Linked DNA regions of Mus musculus: regions 1, 3, 4 and 5 are each linked to region 2. A link is a loop called in an ENCODE intact Hi-C map of the cell type or tissue named here. Cell type or tissue: gastrocnemius. All regions are shown on one strand. Each heading gives the region's core, and the rest is flanking DNA. Links, peaks and the distances in the headings are about the cores only. Region 1 overlaps Il15 (interleukin 15). Region 2 has its middle 29 kb from the start of Zfp330. Region 3 overlaps Inpp4b (inositol polyphosphate-4-phosphatase, type II). Region 4 overlaps Inpp4b (inositol polyphosphate-4-phosphatase, type II). Region 5 overlaps Inpp4b (inositol polyphosphate-4-phosphatase, type II).

Evidence for each region. A loop is a pair of places that touch in the nucleus more often than their neighbours do. Peaks named below come from ENCODE experiments on the same cell type or tissue, not always from the same donor. Only the 100,000 strongest peaks of a DNase experiment are listed, where the experiment ranks them.
Region 1: a loop joins it to region 2, with 16 times the contacts of the local background. A loop is called at or near these places in 25 of 42 quality-filtered maps.
Region 3: it touches region 2 in a loop (7-fold over the local background); 8 of 42 quality-filtered maps call a loop at or near these places.
Region 4: a loop joins it to region 2, with 10 times the contacts of the local background. A loop is called at or near these places in 9 of 42 quality-filtered maps.
Region 5: it touches region 2 in a loop (10-fold over the local background); 18 of 42 quality-filtered maps call a loop at or near these places.

Annotation. Positions count from the first base shown.
Region 1 is chr8:82,350,825-82,357,143 of GRCm38, forward strand. The region is part of intron 2 of Il15 (interleukin 15); the gene reads right to left. Among named protein-coding and RNA genes, the nearest start is that of Il15, 49 kb to the right of the region's middle. In gastrocnemius, for the core only: no CTCF peak of the experiment used is centred there; a DNase peak (open chromatin) is centred at 5,493.
Region 2 is chr8:82,742,011-82,748,329 of GRCm38, forward strand. It overlaps the pseudogene Gm9655. Among named protein-coding and RNA genes, the nearest start is that of Zfp330, 29 kb to the right of the region's middle. In gastrocnemius, for the core only: no CTCF peak of the experiment used is centred there; a DNase peak (open chromatin) is centred at 2,708.
Region 3 is chr8:82,026,517-82,031,516 of GRCm38, forward strand. All of the region lies in intron 17 of Inpp4b (inositol polyphosphate-4-phosphatase, type II), which reads left to right. Among named protein-coding and RNA genes, the nearest start is that of Gm25267, 120 kb to the right of the region's middle. In gastrocnemius, for the core only: a CTCF peak has its summit at 2,603 (motif pointing left); a DNase peak (open chromatin) is centred at 1,117.
Region 4 is chr8:81,476,157-81,482,475 of GRCm38, forward strand. All of the region lies in intron 2 of Inpp4b (inositol polyphosphate-4-phosphatase, type II), which reads left to right. Among named protein-coding and RNA genes, the nearest start is that of Gm51582, 140 kb to the left of the region's middle. In gastrocnemius, for the core only: a CTCF peak has its summit at 2,715 (motif pointing right); no DNase peak of the experiment used is centred there.
Region 5 is chr8:81,346,391-81,352,709 of GRCm38, forward strand. The region is part of intron 1 of Inpp4b (inositol polyphosphate-4-phosphatase, type II); the gene reads left to right. Among named protein-coding and RNA genes, the nearest start is that of Gm51582, 6.9 kb to the left of the region's middle. In gastrocnemius, for the core only: a CTCF peak has its summit at 3,235 (motif pointing right); a DNase peak (open chromatin) is centred at 3,248.

The sequences.
Region 1 (6,319 bases), core at 786-5,785, 390 kb before region 2:
TAGAAATATGTGATTACGATGGCTTTGATCAAATGTTTGATGGGGAAAAGATAATTCTTGATAAAAAGAAATTACGTGGAGAACTCAATTACCAATATTTTCCATAGTTATACTGTCTAACAAGGCTGGAGAGACGGCTCAGCAGTTAAGAGCACTGGTTGTTCTTCTAGGGGTCCTGAGTTCAATTTTCAGCAACCACATGGTGACTCACAACCATCTATAATGGAATCTGATTCCCTCTTTTGGCACACAGGTGTACATGTAGATAGAGCACTCATCTACATTAAAACAAACAAACAAACAAACAAACAAACAAATCCTGGGGCTTAGATTGTGTAATGAAAAAACTGACTCTAAGTTGTTCTCTGGCCCACAGTGACACACTTCTTCCAACAAGGCCATACCTACTCCACAGCTCCATAAGCTCCTGGGATACATATCCCATGGGCACATAAATAAATAAATATTGTCTAACAAAACTAGAAAAATTACCATTGTTAAATATTTCCCAGATTTTACATTTTCTTTTAAAAATCATATTATAATTGAAAATTTTTACTTTAAATTATATACAAGCATACATGAATGCAGTACCTGAAGAGTCCAGAAGATGGCATCAGATCCTGCAAAATTTAAGTTAAGGATGGTTATGAGTCACCTGACCTGGGTGTAGGGACCCGGATGTGGGTACTCTGCAAGAGCAGCAAGCACTCTCAGCTTCTGAGTCATCTCTCCAGCTTCCTCATTCCCCAAGACACACATCAAAATATTAGAAGTACATAAGCAAACAGCAAATCTGAGTATTGGTTTATTAGTAACTTATATGTGGTGGTAATAAATAATCAGTTTTACTTTTGTTGGCATCTGAACAAATATTCAGACAACTACAAGTTAGCAAAGTGTTTTTGAAAGGGAAAGTACACCCAAGAGCAAAGTCCCACATTAATAACCTCTTCCATACAGAAGAGCAGTTTTATTGTTCCAATGCTGTTTAGAGCTGGAAAAAAAATGTCTGCAAGACTCATATCTTATTTGATTTTACTTCAATAAATTTTTATATTAAATTGAAGTTTGTGGACAGTACACTGCCAGCAGACAACAATGACACTTGCCCTCAGCATCCACACAACTGATCGATGTTGGAGAATGGTTCTCTGCCTATAGAGAAATCTCCTTGCACTAACAGCCCTCAGTCAAGCTCCAAATGACTTGGCTGGAGCGTGCATGGAAACACTGCACGCATGAACAGCAAGAGTCTTCTGGAACAGTTATGGACCACTCAAGTGCTTGTCTTGTCTTGGGAGAAGTGATTTCGTAGCTTCCAATAGAGACAGACAACATAAAACTTATAAAAGGGTAAAAGACGTGGTACGAATCTGGTTGCCTCAGCTTAGCCCTTCAGTCACTCAGGACTGTGCCTGACTGAAATCTTATCAAGCAAATGACAAGAGGAGAAATGAAAATGTGTTTCCTGGCCATAGATAGCATTTGAGTGTCAGCACTGCTCATGGCATGGATGTACAAGGAAACAGCTTGTTGGGGTCACTAATTACTCTTGACTTATTTTCTTATTTTTAAAGAGAAATGCCTCTGTTGTTGGGTTTCCTTTTGAACAGCAAGTGTCTTGGATGGTTTTATGTCACCTTGACATAAGCTAGGATTATCAGAGAGGAGGGAACCTCAGCTAAGCAAATACCTCCATAAGATCAGAATGTAAGCAAACCTGTAGAGCATTTTCTTAATGTGTGATTGATGGAGGAGGCCCCAGCCCAGTGTGAGAGGTGCCACCCATAGACTGGTGAACCATCGACTGTGTTCAATGAGAACACAGGATGAGCAAGCCATTAGCAGACCTCTTCTACGGCCTCTACATCAGTTCCCACCTTCAGGTTCCTGCCTGGCTTTGAGCTCCTGCCTTGGTTTCCCTCTGTGGACTGTGATTCGGGATATGTGAGCCAAAGAAACCCTTTCCTCTAAGAGTTTCTTTTGTTCATGATGTTTCATCCCAGAAAAAATAACCATAACTAAGACACCAAGCAATCTGTTCCCAGACCAAATGAAAGATTGCTAAGAATTATGCTATCCTTTAAAAACGTTTCGGCTCCTTTTTGTAGAAGTTAATCAAACAGGCCAACTGCCAAGAAAAACTGAAAGGAATAAAATGTTTCATGACTCATTTTATAGAAGAATTTAAAGCATCAATACAAAACTGTTTGAAGGAAGAAAAGTAAGGAGGGAGGGAGTAGGAGAGAGTAAGAAAGGAAGGTAAGCAGAGAGAGAGGGAAGGAAGGAAAAAGGAAGGGAAGGAGGGAGAGCAGAGAGTAAGAGAGGAAGGAAGGTAGAAAGGAAGGGAGGGAAGGAGAAAAGAAGGGAAGGAAGGAGAAAAGAAGGGAAGGAGGGAGGGAAGGAAGAAGTGAGGGAAAGAGGAAGGGAGAGGAAAGAAGCAAAAAGGAGAGAGGAAGAAAGGATGGAAGGTAGGAAGAGAGGGAAGGAAGGTAAAAGAAAGGAAAGGAGGGAGGGAGGAGGAGAGGAACTATGTTGTAAGGGATATAGACACTTGGTCATACATCATTCAATTAGTATATAACATAACCACTATGTTGCTGAACTGTAGGACATCAGGTGTGCAGTGGCTCGTCCAGATATCACCAGTACCAGCATGTTAAGAGAGCAAAGCTGTGGCCATTCAAGGTCAAGAGAGGGTCTGTGAGATAGATCTGGGAGTGAGGGTGGAGCATGACTTTGTGTGTGAGAGACAGGGAGTGACAATGCAAGCAAGCCTGGGTCCGAGCTTAGGCATCTGGATCCACGTGCTTAACGGAACGGTTGTGGATTTTTTTTTTAAAGAAAGAAAATATTGGAACAAGAATTTGTAACATGGCAGAATTGAAATGAAAATATATTTGCCACAGTGAAATAATCTCCAAACCACCTGATAGATATTGGGGACTGTTTCATAGGAAGCACGTCTCAGCAGCTAGGTCTGGAGTCCAAGGGGACATGTTAAATGATACGTGGTTATTGTCATTTCAAATGTCCAAGTAAGACACCCAAAAAGGCTTGGTTGGTTTCCACGTACAGGGAGGAGAGATGCATAGACTGTGTTGTTCTTTCCTACAAGAGGCTGGTGGGGGAACAGTTCAGAGAGAGAACAGTGGGTGCTAAGATGAAGGCTATGTCCAAATACCCAAGTCAAACACGCCCTCAGTAAAAATAGCATGGGGAGCTTTGTTAGTTCATCGGTAGCTAACAGGACGGCAACACATAAAGATGCTTTCCGGCCAAATCTTATGAAAGCTTACTTTATAGGCAAGGCATAAAGCCATCTCCAGGAGGCAGCTTTACGAGAGTGCTCTCCAGCAAGTGTCTGACAAAAGCAGCCATCTTACAAGTCTCAGATAGTTTGAACAAAAGAAACAAAACCAACCGGCAACATAATATTTACCCCATAAACGCAAGCTCAGAGACAGGGAGGGCACACTTCTGAGCATGGGACTGGTGGCCTGTCACTCCCTGTCTCTCACAAACAGAGTCATGCTCCTCCCTCCAGCTACAATAAGGAACTGCTATCAAACTGGAAAACCAACACATCGGCTTCCAAAACACATGGCCTCCATGGTCCCCCCTAACAGAACCCTACAGCTTTATGAAGCCACGCACTGACAGAACAGCAATGGAAACAGAAAATAAAATCAAAATGAAAACATAAACAGCTGTTTCCCTTGCACCGTGGCAACACTGCAAATATATAGCAGTATACGTGCCTGCCTGGTGGAGGCTTCTTTTGAATTTTTTGGAATGCCAAGTGGCAAGGCAAATAGATTCACTCTCTGTTGGTTGTTATTGTCCTAATTTTATTGCCAAGAAAAAACAATCTTTCCCTATGTGCATGTTACCCTTAATATCCTCTCTTCCGGTGAGAGAAGTTATAGCTTAGGCCCAATTTATAATTTTACTGTTCATTTAATTTCCTTTAACACTTTAAAATGTTATGTGAAGGCTCTGACTTGTCAAAACTGAGCCATCCATTTCAGGCATAACCCATCAAAATGACAACACGAACAGTTCTCATAATCTACAACAGTGAAAAAGGCAGACCCAATGCTTTAAAAGAGAGAGTTTGTCCACACCAACTACTCTGCACTATCATGTTTGACATTCGTGTGTTATTTTAATAATCTGTGCTGGAGAGCAGAAATATTTGTGCCTCATTTAAAATGCTATCAAGTATAAAGTTTTTTTGTTTTTGTTTTTTAAGTAGCATTTGAGATAAATATATTTCTGGCCCAAAGAATAAAGAAAGATGTCTTTGAGAATACAAAAGCCTTTATTTCATAAGAAAAAAAATTATCTCTAAAGCTTCCCCACAGCCGGTCCTCCAGACTTTCCACCAGGCTTTGCTTGAACATGGACGAAAGTACACACACCTGGAATTCCTTTTTCCTCTTTTTACAAGATCCAGGAAGTGAATTCTTATTAGTCAAACCCAACTCAAACACATCATAAATGATACTTGTATCATTTATGGAATTTGGGAACTATGCATATTTATAAGCATGAATGCTGCAGCCCAGTGATGTCTATTGGCTTGCCCCTAGTGAGTTATCAAGTAATCGAGCTTTAAAGCTGTTTAGCCCATAATCCACACCATTCAAAACACACAGAAAGTGGTTACAGTCTGTCAATGGACTCTCTGGCCTGGTGAATACCAGGAGAAAAGGTGACTCCCTGGGTATTCAGCATAGAGACTAAGAAGCTGTCAGTTAAGAAGGCAATGGTTCTATCAAAGTGTTATATTCTACTGCCCAAGAGATGCGCGCCATCTTTATCCTATTTAAAATCAGTAGAACAACGCTTGTATCAGCTTCTCCTTTGTGGGGACATTAAATCTGTTCATGTAAATGTTTGTGATCTCTAGTTAATTATCTGTGGGTATTTTATTATCCTGGGTATAATTTCCCTTTTCTCTTCTATACCTTTGTTTTCTGGTGTGTGTGTGTGTGTGTGTGTGTGTGTGTGTGTTTTAAGACAGGGTCTCATTCTGTAGCCATGCTAGCCTGTAACTCACTAAGAAGCTTAAACTAAGGGCAACCCTCCTGACTCAGGTGCCCAAGTCCTTGGATTACAAGCATGAGCCATGATGCCTCCTTGGCTCTTTCTCAGTTGATTTTGCATCTTTTGCAGCTCCCCTGATGCCTTATTATGAGACTCAAAAACATTTAACACAATTAACTGGGAAAAAAGGCAAGTAAGTAGAAAAACTGTAATTTCCATGGGTATTTGGACATGATGCTAGTTAACCAAATTTCTTCAGTGGGTTTATGAGACAGAGGGGAGAAGGCAGCATCAAAGCAGGTGATAAAATAGGGCAGATTACACTAACAAACACAAGCACAAATCAAAAATTATGTAGAGCATAACGAAGCATCATTTATGCACTGCTTGACCATCTGGACCTGCTGTTTTATGGGACAAGGGGGTGAGAACTTGTGCTTGAGCCTTCTGAGGTGGTACTTTTTATAGCAGTATTTGAGACCCACACAGACTGGCTGTACAATGATATGGCTGCTTTACAGAAGGCCCATCCATAGAAATCAAGCCCTGCAATGAATGCTGTGTAAGGACAAAGCCCCAGAGTTCAGTCGGCTGCAGACTTGCTGACATTAATTCTGCCAATTCCTTGTGATTCATAGATTTATGCTTCTCCCTTCAAGTGGGAGTATGACAGGGGGAGGACGCGTGTTGAGATATCGTCTCTGTGCTGTGGTGGGTCACTTAGGACTATGTTGTGTCATACTGAATGGCTTACCAGAGAAGTTGCTGAGCACAAACATCAAATATGACATTAGTTATAAAGAAGAGAGGAAGAGGGAGAGGGAGGGGTGGGGGAGGGGAGGGAGGGAGAGAGAGAGAGAGAGAGAGAGAGAGAGAGAGAGAGAGGGTCGAAAAGGGGAAACGACTGACAGAAATTATGAGGAAAAATTAGACTTAAAATTACATATACTATATAAATCACCAACAGTTTGAAAAGGATGAGAGCTATGAAACACAGCATCCATATTTCCAGCATGATAAGCAGCTTTTGCTGATAGCCAGTGAGGAAATATCAATCTCATTCCTAACCTACAAAGACTGAATTCTGACAACAAACTGTAATGAGCCAGGCAATGGATTCCTTCCAGCATCTCCAGATAAGAGCTTCCCCGGTAAATGTCTTGCTTTCTACCTAATGAGACTCTGGAAAAAATATCCAATTGAACTTGACACCCATGTAAACTGTGACTCTATTGAAGATGTTGTTTTAAGCCTCTTTGTTCAT
Region 2 (6,319 bases), core at 512-5,511:
AAATGGATAGAACTAGAAAATATTATCCTTTCATGAGGTAACCCAGACCCAGAAGGACATATATGTCTGTACTCACTGATAAGTGGATATTAGCCATAAAGTACAAAATACACAAAGAAGTTAAAGAAGAGGGAAGGAAGGCCCAAGAGAGGATGCTTGAATCTCACTTAGAAGTGGGAAACAAAACAGTCCTGGGAAGCAGAGGGAGCAGGGGGACTGGATGAGAGATGGGAGTGGGAAGAAAATGGTGGAGGGAGGGTCAGGATCAGGTGTGGGTAGGGACAGGAGGGAGTCACAAAGAGATAGGAGAATGAATGGAAATCTGCACCTGCAGAAGGTGGGGGGGGGGGAATCTTTAGGAAGTGCCAGAATCCTGGAATGGGTGAGTGTAGGCTTATATTCTTAAAACCTCATTTAATAAGGGTACTTAAATGCTTTAACACCCTTCCTCCAGTCTATCACCCACCAGAGGTACAGGTGACCTTTGCTGAGATACCTAACAGTAGAAACATGGAACCTAAAGAGACCACCTCCCATTGCCAGGCAGGACCCCCAGTGGGGGGATAAGGACACCAATCCACCTACAAAACAGTCCATCCAAATTTTGTACTGTCTAAAAAATATGCAGGGACAAAGTTGGAGCAAAGACTATAGAAATGACCAACCAATAACTGGCCCAACTTGAGACTCATCCCAAGGGCAAGCACAAGTCCCTGATACTGTTAATGATATTCTGTTATGCTTGCAGACAGGAGCCTAGCATAGCTGTCCTCTGAGAGCCTCATCCAGCAGCTGACTGAAACAGATGCAGACACCCACAGCCAAACACTGGACAGAGGTCAGGGACTCTTATGGAAAAGTTGGAAAAAGGATTGAAGGACCCAAAGGCAATAGGAACTCTAAAGGAAAACCAACAGAGTCAAATAACCTGAACTCCTGGGAGCTCTCAGAGCCTGAGCTATCAATCAAAGAGCATATGCAAGCTGGACCTAGCACCCCTCCCCTACCCCCTGCACATATGTAACAGATGTGCAACACTGTCTACATGTGGGTATCCCAACAATGGAGGCTCTCCCTTAAAGCTGTAGCCTGACTGTGGTATCTATTCCCCAACAGGGCTGCCTTGTCTGGCCTCAGTAGGAGAGAATTTGCCTAATCCTGCAGAGACTTGATATGCCAAGGAATACCTTGGGGGGTGGGGAGGACCCTCTCAGAGGAGAAAGGGAGGAGATGGGGGAAGGGACTCTGTGAAAGGGGATACCGAGACGGGGGACAGTGTTTGGAATGTCAATCAATAATTAAATAATTAATTAATTAAAATAAATACTAAGTGAAATAAAAACCTACAAGATTCTCGTGTGTGTGTGTGCGTGTGCGTGTGTGTGTGTGTGTGTGTGTGTGTGTGTGTGTGAAAGATCACCATGGTCTCTTCTGTAAAGTCCAAAATACACTTCACATGAAAAATTCTATAAGAGCTGGGCATTTTGGTACAAAACTGTAATCCCATAATCCAAGAAGATGACAGGGCAAAGACAGGAAGAATTCAAGTTGTATACCAACCCAGGCTAGAAAATAACGCAAATTAAAAATCAATCAATATAGCTGGGGGTGGGGGCGTGGGGGGTACATGCCTTTAATCCCAGGAGGCAGAGGTAGGCAAATTCCTGTGAGTTTAAGGCCAGCCTGGTCTACTGAGTTCCAGGAGAGCCAGGGTTCCCCAGAGAAACCCTGCCTGAGAAAACAAAAGCAAATCAATCAATATATTTTAATGTAAATATTCACCAAGAACTCCATGGTGAAAATGTTTCCTAGTTTGCTGAAGAAAAATCAGTAGCAGGGTTTTGAAAAAGAATGGGTCTTTTCACCACCTCCAGAGTGATGGGATTACACTGTTCTAGTTTGTGTCTCTTTTGCTGACCAAAAGCAACTCAGGGGAGGGAAGAATTTCTCTGCCTTATGCTTACCACTACCACAGAAAGTCAATGCAGGAGCCCAATGTAGAAGCCTAGAGACAGGAACTGAAGTAGAGACTACACCTCAGAGGAGTGATGTCTGCTGGCATGCTTCCCTGCAGTTACACAGCCCTGGACCGCCTGTCCAGGGGTGACACCTCCTACATCAATCATCAATCAAGACAACGCCCACAGGCCAATCTGATGGAGGCAATTCCTCAATTGAATCACCCTTTTCCCAAGTGTCTTTAGTCTGTGTCAAGGTGGCAAAAACTAACCAGCAGAACCACCATTGGTGGCACATTTTTAAACCAAGACTATTATTGTAACAACGTTTATTGGTTTAGAAATAGAGGCACACTGTGTTGTAAATTGAATTTTGCCAAACATCTTTTATATGGTAGACTCAAAATGACAAAATGGCACCTGTAAAAGTGTGAAGAAGCGTACACAATTTAGAAAAAAACAAACAAACTAGTTTGTATTAAAATGCATCTGAGCTGTGTTATCCACTACAGGTGCAACGGCATAGCAGCAAAAAGATTTACTCTTCATTGGCAAGGAACAACAGGGCAAAATATATGAAGTGACAGTTTTCAAGATGGGAAGTAATAAGGGGGAACACTGATCCCTAAGAATTAAGCAATAAATAAGGGGACTCATACAATTATCCCAACCCAGAGCCTTTGCTTTAATGAACTATGCTGGCCACAGTAGAGTACAGCAACGGTGAATCTATGTGGAGCACGAGTGCCACCTTGAGGTGGGAGAAAGAAGTGAATCACCAGGAGACATCCAGCTAGTATCTCAAAGTGTAAAACAAAAGGTATGGCGCCATTTCAAGATCAGGAGGGATCAACTGGGGAAAGAATTTAGTGGAAGGGTCTTACATTGTGCCAGAAGTGGTAACGTAAGACTTCAGGAGCTATGAGATGTGAACCGCGTATGCTACAAGCAAATACGGAGGCAAGGCAACCCACCATAGCCATAGCCAGTAAAAGATAGAAAATAGAACCTTAAAAATTGCAATTAACTAAAAACATCAAAAAAAGAGAACACAACAAAGCATAGGAGAGATGGGATAAGTTGAAAAGTAGAGTCAGATAATAAATATAAATCTAACTACATGATGGTTATATCAAAGGTAATTGATTTAAACACCCCAAGTAAAAGATAGGTATTTTTCAGAGCAAATAAAAACATATGGCCCAGGAAAGGAGAGATGACTCAGTTGGTAAAAATATTTGTCCCTGTTTATAGAGGACCAGAGTTTGTTCCCCTGTACTCACACTGAGCGTGCAACTCCAAACCACCCATAACTGAGTTCCAAGGAATCCGACATCCGGTTCTGACATCTGCAGGCACCCATACACATATATACCTATTGAAATGCAAACACACACACACACACACCATAAAAATGTTTAAAATGTAACATCCAACTATCATACTGCATTCAAGAAGCTCACTTTTAATATGTACGTACAGCAAGCTAAACATAAAAGATTGGGGCTAGAGAATTAAATAGGTAGGCATGAGGTTGTGGTTCAGTCCTGAACACTGAAAAGAAAAAGTAAAAAATTTTCAAATGACAATAAACTACATTAAACTAATAAATGGGAAGTGGGATTGTTTATTTCAAATCAGAGAATATTACTAAGATGAAAGACTTTGTTTTATAATCATTAAGGATTCAATTAACTATAATACAACAATATTAGTGGCTGAAATTTTTTAAAACATATACCAGTGTTAAGGAGAAAACAAGCAGGGCCTTGATATGTAAAATGATTGGTTTTGAAATGTGGCTGGACAGGTTGTTGTTGTCGTCGTTGTCATTGTCGTCATTGTTGTTGTTGTTGTTTTATATCACCCATCTTTCTACTCTAAAGAGTGGAAGGTAGAGGCTCGCAGAGGCTTTACTTGTCATAAGCATAAAACTGAAGGAAAGTCTGGGGAGTAACTATTGTGGTGACTTTGTGGCTATACACTTGTCAATGTTTATCAACCTGAACACTAAATACCTTATAATTCAAAACGAAGAACAGAAATAACGTCAAAGCACAGTGAAGTCTCAGAGTAGCTATTGAGCTGTGAGGTACCTAAAGTTTAAAAGAAAAAAAAAATGAGAAAGGAAAAGAGAGACAGAGACACAGACACAGACACACAGACACAGACAGTGACAGAGGGCTCAGTGGGTAATCTACTTGCTGTACAAACCAGGCCCTAACTTTGAATCTCCAACATCAGGTTAAGAGGTGATGGTCATGGTTATACACACCTGTAATGCCAGCATTGAGGGCTAAAATCCTGCAGAACCCCAGAACTTCCTGGCTAACTGGTCTACCCAAAGTGGCCATCTCTAGCTTCTGTAGAGGCTATGTCTAAAAAAGTAAGGTGGAGAGCAAGAGGAAAAACACTCAGAGTTAACTTCTGGGTTTCACACACCCATGAAGAAAACAGATACATACACACACCTGTGGGCACATGAATACACCACATATGTTAACACCCCAAAAATGAAATTCAGTACAAATACAACAACCAGATTTCTGCATGTAATAACATATCAGTTGCAAGTGAAAATATGATGTCAGCTGTACCATATCAGGCTAAAATCACACACATACACACACACACAAACATATATTCATTCAACACACAAACTACATACACACTACATACACACACATACTACACACACACTCATACAACACACAAACTTCACACATATACACACTATACACACACTACACACACACTCATATACCACACACAAACACATGCACTACACACACACACTCATGTACCACATACAAACACATATACACATTCATATACACACACACTCATATACCATGCATATTCATATACTACACACACACCTCACACATATACTATGCTCATACTCATAAACCACACACACACACTCATACACACTACATACACTCACACACTACACATACTCATATACCATATACACAAATACACACACTAAACACACACACATACTCACACACACACTCATACATACACACTCACAGTAGAGTGTTGTTTTAGTAGATTCTTCAGTCAGGGTCATGTTTTCTGCAAGATCAAAAATTTAATTATGAGATTTTCATTTACTATAACCCCCAAAAATCACCCAAAATTTGGACTTATTTTATTGTTTAAAAAGTTTTCTGTTGTCCCCTCTATCTTAGTTAGGGTTTAACTGCTGTGAACAGACAACATGACCAAGGCAACTCTTATAAAGGAAGACATTTCATTGGGGCTGGATTACAGTTTCAGAGGTTTAATTCATTGTCATAATAGTGGGAAGCATGGCAGCATCCATGGTGCTGGAGAAGGAGATGAGTGTTCTACCTCTTGATGCAAAGACAGCCAGAAAGAGACTCTCATTCCACACTAGGTGGAGTCTGAACATAGGAGACTCAAAGCCCACTCCCATGTCCTCCAACAAGGCCGTACCTACTCCAACAAACACCTCAGAATAGTACCACTCCCTGGGCCAAGCATATTCAAACCACCACACCTTCTTTATGAACTAGAGAATTTAGGAAATTACATTAATATCTTAGAAGTGGCAAATCTCCTTCATTCACCACAGACTGACTGCCTCAACTCGTGTTCTCCCAATGCCACCCTGCAGAAATGCTTTGACTACCCACAGTTCTTCGGCAGATGAGACTAATGTCCCTGGCACTGGCTCCTCTTCTCACTCAGGCCTATGCCAAAGATGTAAAATTTGGTGCAGATGCTCAAGCCTTAATGCTTCAAGGTGTAGACCTTTTAGCCAATGTTGTAGCTGTTACAATGGGGCCAAAGGGAAAAACAGTGATTATCAAACAGAGTTGGGAAATCCCAAAGTAACAAAAGATGGGGATCACTGTCACAAAGTCAATTGATTTAAAGGATAAATACAAAAATATCAGAGCTAAACTTGTTCAGGATGTTGCCAATAACACAAATGAAGAGGCTGGATATGGCACCACGACTGTCTCTGTTCTGGCACGGTCTATTGCCAAGGAGGGCTTTGAGAAGATCAGCAAAGGAGCTAATCCATTGGAAATCCGGAGAGGTGGGATGTTGGCTAATGATACTGTAATTGCTGAACTTAAGAAACAATCTAAACCTGTGAGAACCCCTAAAGAAATTGCTCAGGTTGCTATAATTTCTCAAATGGAAACAAAGACATTGGGAACATCATTTCTGATGCAATGAAAAAGGTTGGAAGAAAGGGTGTCATCACAGTGAAGGATGGAAAAAACCCTGAATGATGACCTAGAAATTATTGAAGGCATGAAGTTTGATAGATGATATATTTCCCATATTTTATTAACACATCAAAAGGTCAAACATGTGAA
Region 3 (5,000 bases), core at 1-5,000, 720 kb before region 2:
CGGTAATGTAAGGAAGCCAAATCAGTATTTATTAGGGTAAGATAAATGCAAATTGAGTTTTCAATTCCTGGACCACAGTTAGGAAATGAATCATAAAGGCAAGAACAGGAAGAGAACACCCTCAGCCTGCAGAAATAACTATGAAGCAGCCAGACCCCAGCACACGCTCCTTTTCCTCAATTGCCTATCGCTGTCAGGATTTAACCTGCTTTTTCTATTTTCCCCTTAGGATATGTCTAGATTAGAGGCCTCAAGAGGGCCGGTGTCTAGGCTTATGATTAACATTGGCCACATGTATTGACTCACACAAAGAAACTCGCTGTACCTTGTGCTGAGGCATGCTCCCCAGTAATTTACCCTTCCATGCTCATATTGATGACTAGAATACTGTTCACGTGTGCACACCGAAAAGTTGAATTTTCAACACATGCTCACACAGAGGGGCTCAGAAAGAGCTGTAACTTTGCTGTCATAGCATGTGGGTTTTTGAAAGGGACATTCTAAGAGTATAGATCCCCATCCCCATCTCCTGTCCTTAACACTCAACCATGAAGGTGTTTTCATTTTGGTATTAAGTGAGATTTGTGTGTAATATAAAACACATGTTGGATACAGATTGGTTTGTGTTTACCTCAAACCATTGGGCATTTTGTCAGCTTCCTTTGGAGCTACTTCAGCTGTTCCTCTTCATAGAAATTCATGAGAAAATGAACAGAGCTGAGACATCTCTCAGCTCTTTGTAGGGCATTTAGTGGCTATTCGATCTTTTTAGCTTTTCTTCCCCCCCCCATATCTGAAAAGTTGTGATCCCAAAATTAAGACTGTCTACATGCTTTTGTGGAGTTAATTATTTTAAATGAGGAGAGAAAAATCAAATACCTGAGAAGAAAATGGCTCAGCAATTGGCAGGACAGCATTACACCACGCTACAGTTGGTTGCTACATGGCCCTTTTATTTTTCTCCCGAGTAACATAAGAGCCATTGAGCTCAGAGGACACGGACATCCTGTACAGGAAATAGATGGTGTGTGGAGGGGAGGGAGGGCACCCAGCAGTCATCCTTTGAATCCTTTAGCTAGTTTCACTTGAATACATTAGAGAAGGCTGTAAAAGGCTGGGAAGCAGAGATCTGCCTGGATGGCTTCCAGGTTCCATCAGAGCTCAGGAAAAGCTCAGCTAAGCCACATGCATTTTATGTTTTCCTGAGGAAAAATTCTGCTTGTTGGTCTCAGGGTTAAGGAGTCTCAGCAAGTTTTTATGAAGATACTAAAACATTCTCTTCATTTTTTCATCTGCTGCTGAAGGAAGCCCATGAGAGAACTACAATTCAGGGACTGCCAAGGTGATGAGCTATGAGGTACTGATGTGGTGGCAAACCATGATGCAAGCACAGGTGCTCTGCTTCCTAGGCACATCTTACCAATGTGTTTTCCCACGTATACACATGATCATACATGTGTGGTCATACACATGTGTAAAGTGGAAAAAAAACTAAACTCAGGAAAGTACATGTGAGTGCATGCATAGATTTTTACTTTGACCACAATGTAAAAAGAGATGGTTTTGTGTGAAGCACAAAACAGCCACCATGCAAATGGGGGACTATGGAAGGACATGACAGCAATGTGAGAAGAGTGAGCTCTTTTCCCCCAACCAATCATCAGCTTTAATAAGAAAATGGAAGCATAGTTTGCTCCTTGTAAGAACGCCATGAAATGTTCATTGTAGTAGGAAGACCATTTACGATCTGAACTCTGCCTCTCTCTGGCCCTCCATAGCCTAATGTGCTCACGTCAGAACTTGGGATTTGCAGAGTGCACTGGGTGTTAACATGGGAAAGAAACATGTAGTCATTGCAGTTGGCTGGGGCAGTTCCTTTAACTACTGGCAGAGCTGATAGTTTCTCTTTATAAAAGATACATATCTGTTACCTTCCTTGATGCCTTGTGTGTCTCCATAGAAAGCATACTGTCTTCCTCAAGTCATCTTACCATGCTCAAACACTTCCAACTCTTCAATTATAACGGTCTTCTAAATTCTCATTTTTCTTAAATTATAATCAAAAGTATATAATCACTATTTTTTTATAGAATGTGTGGTATTAAATGGAGATGCTGGAATGTTGCTAGTGAGTGAAATGCCTCCTGTTTCTCTTCAGTTTAGAGTACCTTTGTATTTCTATCCCTATTCTAGTAAAACTAGAAATGGTCTCTATCTTTCTCTCTTTTGTTTCCACCTCTGTCCCTCTCTCTTCTACTTTCCTCTATCCCACACTCTCTCATTCTGAAATTTATAAGTGGCCTGTGAAGCTTCCACTTTCAAAAACCTTTAAGAAAAGCAAACAGCTGTATTTCGCTTGAATTGACAAGCTCATTCAAGGACAAAAACCTATACACTTAAGTTAGCTTTTTGTTTTCAAAGTAGAAAGAGCACATCACACCCCTGAGCAAGCTACTACCCCTTTGGCATGGGAGAGTGTGATTCAAGATGCTTAAGCAGTAGATACATGTTCTTTGAGAACTATGCAAATGTAACAAGGAAAATGTTTTATTCATTCTTGAATTAAATGACTGACAACGTAGTTCTACTTCAGCCTGATAAAGCAGCTCCACCTACTGCACAAAAGCTGTATTTCCTGCCTGATAATTCCACAGTGGGACCTCAAACCTACAGAACCAATCACAGGACAGAACATGGTTGTAGTTAACTTTCAACATTGAACTATGAGTAAACTTATCAGAACTGTCTTTTCCTAGTGTTTTAATATGTAAGGGTGTGTGATATCAACACACACACACACACACACACACACACACACACATGCAAATACTTTTTCACATTGAGGATAACAGGTACAGAATGAGAGAGGATGGGGTATACAAATAAGTATGGAAGATATATGGTAACACAGAGCATTGTTTGTTGGCACCTGAAATGTTATTTATTCAAAAATAAGTCATCTTTCCCATTTTCTTATGTAATCAATGGTATAAGAATCATGTCAGTTGAATCACTGTTCATATTTAAGCCTGAAGCATAAGCAGACTCTTTGTCAAATGAAACCAGCTGTAATAAGCTTTCCTTGAATTTCTCCTTTTCTAGTGTTTTCTTTTCCCCCAATACTAACACTTAAGTCTACAATATCTCTTGGAAAGATGAAACATAATGTATTGTTTACATTGTAGCATTTCTCTCTTTATGAAGCTTGAGGTCATTCATTTTCCTATCAACCATTTGAATTAGGTCATTTAGTTTATATTATCACAACAGAAAATAAATAATAGTGAATGCAGCACAGCCCTCATGTGATTTGTTTTTTTATCATTCTTTACTGTTCTTTTAAGGTCTTAACTGATAACTGACGTTGTTGTTCTGAGAATATGATGTTATCACAAACCTACTTGTTAATTACTTTTTAAAAAAATCTTCCATCATTTATGTTGTATTTGTCAATCCACCTTTAATTTATTTAGATTGTAATAGACTGTCACAAAACCCCAAATCTGTATTTAATATTTCTCAACTCTTCGTTCTCTAAGTAAATTAAAATACGGTATAATTTGTTCATAAATCATAGGTCAAATTCATAATTATATAGTTGATAAATGTTAGAAATCTAGACATGTAAGTACCCTAACTGGTTTTGATTTTTCCTATTATTAAAAATAGATTTTTTTCTATAGATATATCCTGATTACAGTTTTCCCTTCCTCTACTCCTCCTAGATCCTTCCCACCTGCCTGACCATTTGCATCCACCCCCTTCCTGTCTCTCATTAGAAAAGAACAGACTTCTAAGAAATGATAACAAACCATAACAAATTAAATATAATAAAACCACAACAACCATCACATTGAAGTTGGGCAAGACAAACCAAAGGAGGAAAAGAGACCAGAGAGAAGGCACAAGAATGAGAGACCTACCCACTCACACACTCAGGAGTCTGATAAAAATAATACGAAAAAGAAAGCTAGAATAAATATGCAGAGGACATGGTGCAGACATTTTGACTGTGAAACTAGACCACTAATCAAGGAGTGTAACTGGAGGGATCCATGACTATATATATATATATATATATGTATATATATATATATATATAGAGAGAGAGAGAGAGAGAGAGAGAAGAGAGCAAAGGATGGCCCTGTCTAACATCAATGGGAGGGGAGGTCCTTGTTCCTGTGGAGGTTTGATGTCCCAGTGTAGGTGGATGCTGAAGTGGTGCAGTAGGAGTGGGAGGAGCACCCTTATAGAGGCAAAGGGAGGGGGAGAGAGTGGATGTGGGATGTGGGAGCTGGGGGAAGTGTAACCAGGACGTGGGATATGATTTGAGATGTAAACGAATAGAATGATAAATTGAGAGAGAAAGAGAGAGAGAGAGAGAGAGAGAGAGAGAGAGAGAGAGAGGGAGAGAGAGGGAGAGAGAGAGAGAGAGAGGTAGAGAGAGAGAGAGAGAGAGAGATTAGTGCTAGAGAGATAGCTCCCTGAGTAATGTATGTGATTTGCAAAGGCCTGATTTGGATCCAGTCCTGTCACTCCTTCTTCATTAAGTAAAATGTATAAAACAAAATCCAACCAATCAGTATCCAAGAAAAAGGCCAAGCATGATGAAGTACCCTCCTAGTTTTAACAATGGACAGCAGAGAGAAAGGACAGAGCCCAAAGCTCATTGGCCAGAGGCTTTAGCCAGTGGGTGAGTTTCAGGTTCAGTTTGAGACTATCTCAAATTAAAAGATAGGAACAATGGAGGAAAATGCAAGTGTGTCTCTACACAGGGACAGAGGCACCCATACCTGTACACCTAGTTGCACACGTGTACATACACATACACACACACACACACACACACACACACACCATTCTCTAAAATCCCTATTTGGAACTCTAATAATGTCAAAAGTTTGACTTTTTCATATATGCCTGAATTTTACAAAAACATATACAATTTTGTCATAAATTGACCCATTCCTTGACAATTTTGGCGTCTGCTAAAAGCTAGC
Region 4 (6,319 bases), core at 793-5,792, 1.3 Mb before region 2:
ACAGCTGAGCCACCTCTCCAGTCCCTGTAATTTATTTTTATTGTGCATGAACATCAGATTTTCTTCTCAAATACATTTAACTTTTTTGGGGACACTAAGATATAAAATTAAAGGCTTAGCAAAACTTTTGCACTCTAGGCTGGAATCTAGGCTTTAGTGGAAACATACTTTTGAGAAATTTAAATAAACTGTATTAATGATTTCTTACATATATTCCAGAGCATTGAGAAATACTTTTTAAGTATACTACTTATAGATTGATTTTACTGTTGTTTTCTTTTCTTGATGTATTACATGCTAATATTTAGAATGATAAATATTTTGATATTTTAAGAATGTATCACAAATTTTTTATTATTAGCACACATACATCATTTTAATAACAACAGAAAGCAGAACATGAAAAATTGAAACGGAATAATAAAAAGCATGGTTTTAAGTGGAAATTTGGATCCTCCTGAGGCCCAATGTGTGTGAGGCAGTTGTAGCAGGGCTTAATTCAGAGCTCATGTTTGATGAGGACTCTGCTTTGCCTAGATGTAGTCACTGTGTCAAGCAATTAGTGCTCTCAAAACTCAGACAATATGTATGTATGTATGTATGTATGTATGTATGTATGTATGTATGTATGCATATATGTATGCATACATATATGTTTTTTTCATGCAATGAGTATGATACGCTTTCATCAGATTTATCTTTTCTCCTCCAACTTCTCCTATGGTCACTCCCATATCTTCTCTTAAAACCATGTCTTCTTCTATCATTATGTATTACATATGTACATAGAGAGCAACTGACTGACATAACCTACTGAGTCAGATGCACGTGAGGCTGATCACTTATCTATGTCTCTCCCTTTAACCCAAGCATTATGCAGATGGGGACAGGAGGGTTTAGTTCATACAGCCAGCCAGAGGTGCTCAATCAGTGAACACCCAGCTCAAAAACTCCAATGAAAAAAAAGACTGACAGAGTGAGATGCCCATCAGCCTCTAGCCTTCACACACATGCACACACACACACTTGCATGTATAGTGGCACACTTATGTACACACACACACACACACACACACAAATTAGCTTCTGAGATCTTTGTCATATTCCAGTTCTCTCCTCCCTCCCTCTCTCTCTCTCTCTCTCTCTCTCTCTCTCTCTCTCTCTCTCTCTCTCTCTCTCTCTTTCCTCTCTCTTCCCTCCCTCTCTCTCTCCCCCCTACCCCCTCTCTCTCATTGTGGGTGTCTGTGTCTCAGGCGCACCCATATATCATTGCTTAAATACATAATCTATTCCAGTATTTTTGATTTACATTGGCTTACATATGTCCTTCTGCTTCCACATGTATATGTATGCTTACATGTGTATATATTTCTATCATTTTAAATAAAGCCATCTGTAATGATGATTTTTCTTTCAATATAATTTTGAAAATATGTTGTTTTCCATTTGCCTTCACTCCAATGTGTAATATAGATATCCTTTGAATGAATATGCATGCTCTTTGATTCTCCAAGATTTTCATTGAAGGAGCATTTAAAAGGCTGAAAGATTCCTTTGTACTATGAGAGCTATAACTTAGCTATGCTCTGCATTAATTAGGCTTATCTGGAGAACATATACTATTTTCATCACATATTTTCAATAAGAATAAAATCATACTGACAATCCAGTAATTTATAAATTCACGGGTGGGACATACTTTGGGCCCTAGGAAGATGGCCAATCTTGTCACCCATTGTTGTGGGCCACACTGCATTTGTCATTGTGTGTGCCACACTGCACATGTTGTTGATGAAATGTCTAACCTGAGTTACTCAGAAAAGTTACTTTGGACTAAGAGAAAAGTCAGTGTCTTTTGTGACCTTTTCCTGTTTTACATCTTACACAAAAATTAATAAAAGTAAATAGTTATGTATTAATTTATTAATTTAATTTTTACCTGCTGTGTTCCCAAGTGCTGTAGTGCTGTAGCAGAAAAGTGCATCTAGAAATAGAGTGTCTTTCTTTTGTTACACATTCTTATATACACATACACACACACACAATTGTTGCATCTGATAGAAATTATCTGTAGGGTCTTGGTTAATGTCATAATCATTTCAGTTTCTTTTGTGTTTTCTGTCTCATCATCCATGTGGATACTAGAGACCCTTGAAGAAGCCCTGTCCTACCATGCACAAGTGTCATATATCTGATCCTCTGGGATCATGTGTGGCAGTTTCATGGCCATTTTGGGTGTGCCAGCATTTGAATGTGGAGTGAGATTTAACACACCCTGCTCGATGGTAGACAAGGCTTCTACGTTATGTAAACACTGAATGTCAAACCTGGGTCTTTGAGAAGTTGGGATAAAATAAAACCTATTGAGGTTAAAGTAGATTTATTATGAGTTGGGGTTCCCATTGCCAATATCCAGAAAAAGACTAAGGAGATTTGAAGGAATTGGTTTTCTTAAGGGTTAACAGACATGGTAGTTTTAATTTATTCAATATTGAGGGACTAGTCATGAAGGAGACTCAATTGACTGAAAATTAAATACCTGGACTGAAATTAATAGTTTGTAATTCAGTTCTTCCATATATATGTATACGTATGTATGTGTGTATGTGTGTATGTATGCATGTATGTATGTATGCATGTATTATACACTATGCATAGTCTGTATCATCTCTCTTTAAGCGCATTAAGCATTTAAACATCATGCCACTAGGTGTCAGCAGTAATCTCCTAGGGTTTCCGTGACCCTTGTCACAAAAAGGAACTTTATTAGAACATCATATTTGAAAACAACACTTATCTCATAATTTTAATGAAATATAAAAGTAGAATTGTAAAGATATAAAGTCTTATGAGATTATTTTATGCTTGTTTCTGCTCAAAGTTACTGTACCCTTCCTCTTGGTGTTTCTTATTTCAATATACTTGTAAGGTCTGCACATCTTCTCAGAAAGTGTACTTGATGTTACACCCTCCATTTCCACAGGTGTGCCCTGTGGTGCATACATTATGTATTGCATAAGCATTGGCTCTTTGGATTTTTATTTTCATTGTCATTGCAGATGTGTGTTTTGTAGCTACCAAATCTCAGAAGAGAGTGTGGCATTAATTTTTGAATACCAATACCTGTACCCTGCTCATTTACTAATGCCTAAGATATTCAGAATCTGTTTTGTTATTGCATGGAACTCAGAACATTTAGGAAGACAACACACTAATTGTGAATGCTTTCTCACCAATTGACAAAACAGCATGGAGATAGGAAAACTATATGTTCTGTGAATTGCAATCCACAATTTAGGCCTTAACAAGGTAGGTAAATATTTATAGACGTTAATAACAAACTATAGCTTGTCAGTGTTCAATGGATGGAATTTATTTGTTGATGCAGTTCTTATCTGGTTAGATTACTTCACATTAGGAGGACTCAGTCTAATCTTTTGGATTTTTGGTGCTAGGATCCTATCCTGAATGACTGTCTATCAACCAAATACCAAGCAGTTTTTATAAATAGTAAAAAAAAAAATAGACTTCTTTCCATCTCTCTTGTTCAGAAAATTTTTGATGTAAGTTGCATTTAAAAACATTTCAACAAAGGCTGTTAAAAGAATATAAAGAGAATTTCTCCCTCAAAGAAAATTCTAACAATGACTCTTCTAATATAAAGTTGCCTCTGCTTCATCCTGAAGTTATTCATTTGTGAGTTTTTAATTTAACTTGTAAGAGAAACATCAAGTTTACTGGAGTTTCGTATCCATTTTAGTAGTAGTAGAAGACTGTGCCGAGATTTTCCCCAACACCGAGGCTGTTAGTTTTAATTATATTCACAGGTGATGAAATCATGCTCCAATTATTTGACCCATGAAATGACCCCACCAGGACTTGATACAGGGGGCAAGTGCTGTGGATACATGAGAAGCACATCATTAGCCAACCTTGAACCTGGGGCCGAAGTGTGCAGCTTACTGGCTCTGTAATGGCCCTAAACCGTGATTCCCCTATTTAATCCCTTAAAAGAGGTCATTGCTGAGATCTGATAGGGCATCTATCATCCATCTGTCTGCTCATGACGTAGATGGAATAGAGATACTGCCAATTTCAACCTAGCTCCACAGTATGCTAACTCTTGCTTCATATCCATGTACATATTTCTCCTTTTTAATTGTAACTCATTATTGAGACTGTATGGCTACATCTTTTCTTGTTATGTATGGCAATTTAGTGCATGTATGCAGTATATTATAATTTAATACAATTGATTTCTTCATTCCTCGTTTTTATGTGTTGGGAATTTCATGTCCTGTGGTCATTGTGAAGTGTGTCCTATGATGTTTATTCATTGGTATCTCTACAATGATAAACAAAATTAGGGACTCCTACACCATAGCTGGACTCCGGTGTCTTTATTTGAACTCTGTTCCATCTTAAACCCCTCCTTTCCCAGTCTCTAGTTTTCCCAGAGGACATGTGGTATTTGATTTTCTGTGTCTGGCTTATTTCACATGGAATAATGCCCTCCAATTTCATCCATGTTACTTCAGATGATAGGATATTGGTATTTTTTATGGTGAAAATATGCCATTGTCTCTATTCATGGAAGGACATCTGAGTTTAGTCTAAATTTTGGCTATTGTATACAGGGCTGAAAGGAACAGGGGGCTGCAAGCATGTTTTTGATGTAACAATTTCTATACTCTGTATAGGTAATAGAATTTCTGGTTCATAATGGTAGTTCTGTTTTTGGTTTCCTGATATATTGCCTTCCTGTTTTTCATAGTGTCTATTCTAATTTATATCTCCACCAGTAGCAGATGCACTTGTATTTCTCCACATCCTTGGCCACACCTGTTAATTTCTTTGTGTTTTCTTTTTTTTTTCTTAGATAATTTTCTTTATTTACATTTCAAATGTTATCCCCTTTCCTAGTTTCCCCTCCAAATATCCCCTATCCCCTCCCCCGGCTTTCCAACCCACCCACTCCTGCATCCTGGCCCTGGCATTCCCCTATACTGAGGCATAGAACCTTCCGAGGACCAAGGGCCTCTCCTCTCATTGATGACCAAGTAGTCCATCCTCTGTTACATATGCAGTAAGAGCCATGAGTCCCACCATGTGATTTCTTTGATTGGTGGTTTAGTCCCAGGGAGCTCTAGGGTTACTGGTTAGTTCATATTGTTGTTCCTTCTATGGGACTGCAAACCCCTTTCAGCTCCTTGGTTTCTTTCTCTAGCTCCTCCATTGGGGACCCTGTGCTCCTTCCAATGGATGACTATGAACATCCACTTCTGTACTTGCCAGGCACTGGCCCAGCCTCTCAGGAGACAGCTGTATCCTGTCAGCAAAATCTTGTTGGCATCTGCAAGTGTCTGGGTTTGGTGGTTGTTTATGGGATGTATTGTTAATTTCTTTTTGATGATAGCCATTCTGATTTGGTATGATGCTGTCTCCATCAGGTTTTGATTTCCGTTTCTTTATGCATCTTGCATCTCTTCTCACATTCATTTGACTGTTCATTTACATGGATTAACCCAACAAATTGAAAAGACCAGGCTCTCTTTAGGATGTTCTGTAAATTTAAACACCTCATCAGGCCATTCCAAAAGCACTTTACCGCTGGCCACATCCCAAATTTTTGCAACTTTATTTCTAACCAATTCCTGGATAATATCTTGTAGCTCTCACAACCCTTCTGACGTCACTTGTATATGAAGTACTTGTGTCCACCAATATTTTTAGACTCAGTCACTTGTATTTTTAATCACTTCCTGTACTAATTTTTCCATCAGTAAAATGGGGCAGTAATAACAGGGAAAATGTGTATTCAAAGAATTTGATTTTTCAGTTATATCACATAGAAAATTTGACCTTTCCCATTTTGAGACAGGCTCTCACTATAGCCCATGATGGACTAGAAATCATGAGCTTCCTGTTTTAACCTACTTAATGTTGGAATTCCAGATTCCCACTATGCCCACTTTCAGAATATTTCTTCCTGGCTGAAGGCAAGTTGCATAATCTTCTGTGTTTTATCCTATTTTTTTTCTATAAATCCAGGAAGGAAAAAATAATTTAAAAAATGAGTTTTAAAGCCAGACTATTATTATTAATTTATAATACTTTCTAGAATATAGGAAATGCTTAATATAAGTTAGACAGTGGGCTGGGGTGATAACTCAATTGGCAGAACACTTCCATTGAAAACTCTGACCTGAGTTTGAGATCACGAACCCTTGTAGAAAAATCTGTATGCAGTGGTGCATCTGTGATATCTGAGTACTAGCAAGGCAAGCTGGACCAGATGCATGGTGAGCTGCCAAGTTCC
Region 5 (6,319 bases), core at 670-5,669, 1.4 Mb before region 2:
CCTCTTATGACCTTCCTCAGATACCTAGATACACATGGTTCACATAAAACCCATACATGCACACATACATATACACACATAAAAGACATGCTGTGATGTTTTATGGATTGTGACTAAACCCCAGACTAATCAGTCTGTGACTGTTGAAGGACTTGTCTTTTATCCAAGGCACTCTGGGGGCTCACATCTTCTACCCTGTGAGTATCTTAGTATAGTCAATCTGCACAAGGCCTATGGACTGCGGTGTGGAATCTTGAGTTTACATCTTTCCAGTTGTTTCTGTAATTTTGCTGACCCGTGGGTATCATCACAGCACAGTGCAGCACTCTTAAGTAATATTTTCCAAACTTGTTTTTGAGGCATATTTGGAGTAAGTCTGCTCTGCACTATGCAGCTATTGTTGCTACGATCCCTGATGATATGTTGGGGACCATGCAGAGAGGTAATTGAGTGAGTAAAGGAGATTGTGAGTTTCTCAAATCATAGGGCTTTGATGGAATTTCCTTTGGGAATTATTTAAATTAATAATTTTCATGGGGATGGAGATAACACTTTAAAAGGGAGTTTTGTCTATCATTTATCTATCAATTATCTATTCATCTATTTACCATCTGAGTATCTAAACGATCATAAGTCTGCTTACCTATCAATGTCCATTTATCTATGTATCCATCTCTCTCTGTCTATCTATCTATCTATCTATCTATCTATCTATCTATCTATCTATCTATCTATCTATCTATCTATCTATCTATGTATCCATCTATCCACTCACTTGGCTTTTTATTTTCAACAAAGCTATTTGTCAGGCTTAACAGTGAAATTATTCAATGGTTCTCTCTGATGTTTTCCAATGTTAGGGATGTTGTGCTGGACATGCAGGCTGTGTTAAAGCCATGTTGATATTACATCACTGAAGTGACAGTAGCAACGGTAAACTTCTTCCAAGGTACAAAAGGAAATGGAATGAAAACTTCTAGACACTGTTTATATATTTATATATTATGTGTTAATTTAAAATATCACAGAAAGAAAGTGACATTTTTTTATTTCTCAAAAGAGTGAGTTTTTAAAGGTTAAGTGGTTGTAGTTTAAAGAGAACTTTCAGAATTATTCACTATGAAAATTCTATCTGAATGAAAGCTAGAAACACCTTTCACGGTGAGACTAGTACCTTGAACCTGAAGCTCTCTGGATTCAATCCCATCACTGTGACAAATGAATTGCTTTAGTTTGGCTTTCTATTGTTTCCGTGAAACACAATGACCAAAAGAGCAAGTTGGGGAGAAAAGGGTTTATTTGACTTACACTTCTGTATTTCTGTTCACCATAAAAGAAAGTCAGGACAGGAACTTAAACAGGACAGGAACCTGGAGGCAGGAGCTGATGCAGAGGCCATGGAGGGGTGCTGTATTTTGGTTTGCTTCCCATAGCTTGTTCAACCTGCTTTCTTATAGAACCCACAACTACTAGCCCTGGGGTGACACTAATCACAATGGGCTGTGCCCTCTCCCAAAAATCACTAACTAAGGAAATGCTCTACAGATTTATGTATAGTCTGATCCTATGGAGGCATTTTTTTTTGTCTCAATTAAGGTTTCCTCCTTTCAGAGAATTCTAGCTTGGGTCTAGTTAACATAAAGCAATTCAGCATATGAAAAACAAAAATGAAATACAACAACAACAAAAAACCCTCAAGCAACAGCGACAATGAAAATCTAACACCCATCCAACTATATATAGCTATATCCTACTGATAGCTTTTTGAGATGAAAATGTAGGTCCCCAGTAAAGCACTTGTCTAGATTGAGGAAGACCTTGGGAAGTCTCCAGTACCATACAATGAACTAACTAGCTAGAATTTTTATTTACTGTTACAGTGGTGGTCTTGAGTAGGCATGATACATTCCCAGAATTTGAGAGGCTGAGGCAGGAAGACTGCCCTTCTAGAATATTACACTAAACACACATCCTCCCAGGCTGTCTAAGTCCTCCACAGAGAACTTGTTCTTAGAATTTTCAATGTAGTTCTTGTTTAATCATTGTTGGTTGCTCTACCAGACAAAAGCCAAGAGGGGTGACCCGTTGACTAAGCTTTCTAGTACCTAAAAAGTCACTTAACCTGAGGGAAGCAAAGGAAAACTGAGAATCAGTGGCATGTTAACCCAAGGTTATAACCTGTGAGCTTGAGCTGAGACTTCAGCAGTTTTCAAGGAAGCATTAAAATCTCATTTATAATTATTTAATATCATCCAATGCTGTTCCAAACACTTTTGTATCACAGACTCCCTAGATGTGTCTTGCTTACAGATAAATATTTTTAAAAGCATTTTTGAGAGTTTACAAAATTTTATTGAAAATATTTTTGTAAGCTTTAGGTGTGTGTGTGTGTGTGTGTGTGTGTGTGTGTGTGTGTGTGTATAAATACACTCAGTTCTAAATATGAAGATCAGAAGCCAGTGTCTATTATCCTGTCTTTCTCTGAGTATTCCTTTAAGGGAGAGTGCCTCTTGAACCTAACACTGCCGTTCTCTGGGCTAGGCTGAAGCCACCAAGCTCCCACTGTCTCCTCTGCTTTTGGAGTTGAGGTTCCAGGGACAATGGTCTTGGCAAGTGTGTGCTGAGACCTGAACTCTGGTCCTGTGTTTGCTCCTAAGCACTCACTCAGCCATCTCTCTAGCATCCATTATAAAATACATTACTAGGTGAAGCACAGTACAAAAATGTCAGTTTTATGTGATATTGTACACCTGTAATCCCAGCGCTCAGGAGATGGAGGAAGGAAGATCTGGAGGAGCTCAAGGCTGTCCTTGGCTACACAGTTGGTCCAAGGTCCCTGTGGATAACAGGGAATTCTGTCAAAAAAGAAACAAATGAACAAACATATGCCCACCTTAGCTGGTGACATAGGCCAGTGGTAGAACACCCTGCCTAGCATAGGAAAAGCCATGGATTCAATTCCAACTGCCACATACACACACACCACCTTAAAACACACCTTTTCCTCTCTTCATTAACAAAATCTAAAGATTTTTATATTTACTCATCTGCTTGGATGTGTCTTAATAAGACAGGTTGCTTTTAATGGTATCTGTGATTTCCTCTGTTTCAATAGATTTTTTTTCTTTCTGCTGAAATCTTAAGGTTAAATATGTTTCCTCATTGTCCTCTGGTAAAGTTGTTTTAAAATACAGCATTCCCTCCTCAGATAGCTGTTCAAGGGAGGCTGGCATTATAGACACTCACCACCAGGTGGCAGTATGCAGCTCTTAGGCCATCTTCACTGCATCCATTTTTAAAGTTTTTCTTTTAAGCTATTTATTTTTATTGTGGGAGTTAACTGAGTTAAAACCCACAAGCACATAAACCTTAGAATTGTATCTGGGAGATCTGTTATTTGAAATACTTTAAAGATTTGATTTAGCATACGCTGCTTTTATGTGAAGTCTGCATACCTGGAGAACTCTTCGGAATTAATTGCCAGAATTTTGCTTATGACTGGGCAAGTGAGAAGGAAAGGAAAAATTAAATGAGCATGACAAAAATAAAGACATATGGTCAATCCAAAAACAGACATTGTGGCACCCATTATATACACACATTTGAATCTTAACCCTTTCACAACACACTCTGACTTTTTTCCTAGGAAACACAGACTATCATTGCTTCCCCTGAGCCTCCTCCCTGTAGTACCTCATCAGTGCAACAAACAAACAAACAAACAAACAAACTTTACAAGTGAGTAGACCATAGTGGTATATGTCTTTAATTCCATCACTAAGAAAATAGAGATGAGAGGATAATAAGTTAGCATTCATCCCTGGATACACAGCAAGGACCTTCCTTAAAATAAAAAAACCACACAAATGAAAAGCAACACTACCAACAAAGCAACAGGAAGGAAGGAAGGAAGGAAGGAAGGAAGGAAGGAAGGAAGGAAGGAAGGAAGGAAGGGAGAAAGGAAGGGAGGAAGGGAGGAAGGAAGAAAGGGAGAGAGGAAGGGAGGAAGGAAGGAAGGGAGGAAGGGAGGAAGGGAGGAAGGGAGGAAGGGAGGAAGGGAGGAAGGGAGGAAGGGAGGAAGGGAGGAAGGAAGGGAGGAAGGAAGGAAGGGGGAAAAGAAGGAAGAATAAATTACAATGTTAATGCTTCCATTATTCCCAAACACACTCTGTGTTATGATGGTAAGAGAGCAAACTAGACCAACCCTGCTGTACTTATGGTTTATTGGTGTTTATGCAGGTAAGAGTTACTGAAAGTATTTCTTTTGTTAACCTGATGGTAGACTTGACTCTATGTAGGTGAATGATTAAATTATGAGTCATAACAGATGCAATCAGTTCATTCATAAGTGCAGCAGGATGGAGCAACTGCATCGTCTCCCTTTCTGGATGATCTGCTTTTCAATCACGTTCGCTGCATTGTAGGAATGGAGATCAAGGGGAATAATCATCAACCAAAGCTGCTAATTATGAGATGCATTAATAAAAATATTTTATTATATGTAAAAGTTCAAAGGTCATACGCCTAGTTCACTGGACTCCTGTCTACCCCATAAGCCCAATCTATAGTTGTCCATTCAGGACGAGTGAATTCTTGTCTTCCCTGTAGCCAGATACTATAGATGTTCAGTAAGGACCATTTTAACTTCATCTCTAGTCTCCTGCACTTTCTAGCCTCTTTGGAGTGTGGGAACAAATTATAGAAATTATATCCAAGGAAGTATAGCTATAAAATAGTTCTTTACAAATGATTCCTTGCCTGGGATGTGCTCCCATTTTTTCTCCCTTTATTTGGTTATGTGTGTCTCCTTCGTATCTTATGCAACAGTGAGAGAGGAATGCTGATGCTGGGATAGTGGATCGGAACATAATGGAGACATTCTACCCTATTTGACTTCTCTATTTTTTCCACTCATTTATTTTCCTGATTAAAAGTGTGGTAAGGCTCCATTAACATAAATAATGGACAAGTGAGGTCTAAAGAGGCAGAAAACATCACCCAAATCAACATTGTTAGCATTTTATCGTTCTTTCTATAATTTTCTATGATTCTCTTATAATGATTATAGTCTATTTGTGGGTGTTTCTTTTGTTTGTTTTTAATTTAAAATTCTCTCCTTCAAGCTAGCTTAGATACTGATTGACACTTGTTATCTGCAAGGTACTCTGCTAGGCTATGTTCTGGTCATAGCAGTGAGTAACAAAGATGGCCACTTTCCCCAGGTTGTCAAACACATCAAGCTGAAAAAAACATGAATGTAGAAGTCAAGGAGTGGCTCACTAGGTCAGGGTGCTTGATGTACAACACCGAGGACTGACTGATTTGTATGCCTGGAGCCCATATACAAGCTACATAGAGCAAATGTCTACAGTCCCAACACTACTGGGGAGATGGGAGGCAGAGACTGAATCCCTGGACACCCTGGTCCAGCTAGCCTGGCATACACAGCAGAAAAGTTACCATATGACCCTGCCTCCAAAATGGTGGAAGGTGAGGGCAGACACTCTAGGCCATCCTCTAATCTCACATGTACATTGTGGCATGCATCAGCATCAGCACATATGAATACACATCACACACACACACACACACACACACACACACACACACACACACACACACACAAGTGTGTGTGTGTGGAACAGGGGAGATAGAGATCAGGGAATTATTATATAGTCATAGAAATTCTTAGATTTTAGATTATTGGCAATGATTTTGTTGTCATCAAATTGTGGCAAATATTTTCTATTTGATCTTATTTTGTATTATTCTAGGGGCAATTCCTAGAAACAGCATACTGAATAAAGAATGTGAAACTTTTTAAAAGCCCTCACACTATCAAATTGTTTCCCAGAAGGCTTCCATTTATTTGCTTTGTTTATTTGCATCGTCACAAGAAGACCGGTTATCATTTCACCAGCAGTAATGATATTAAAAATGTGTTAGTTCTAAAGGTGAGGATGGATTTAACAAGGGAAGCCAGGACTGACATCCTCTAGAAGCTGTTCATAGCACAAGTCCTATTGTCAGTGTCCATGTTATACACCCTCTGTGTGATAGCTACAGAGGGTGGTGGTCTTATGATTCAACTGTTGTTGTTTTTAATTTACTGCTGGGAACTGAATCAGGGCATCATATGTATTATTCTTTCATGAAGATTTATTCCTAGAGCCCCTCTCCCATTTTAAAAGTTAGGAAATGTTCTTTGGAGGATGTTAACTCACCTACCCAAGAATGGATGTATGACTAAAGTTGATTCTAGTTTGAGATCTAGACTTTAGAATTTGGAAGATGGCTCATTGACCAAAATGCTTGTTGA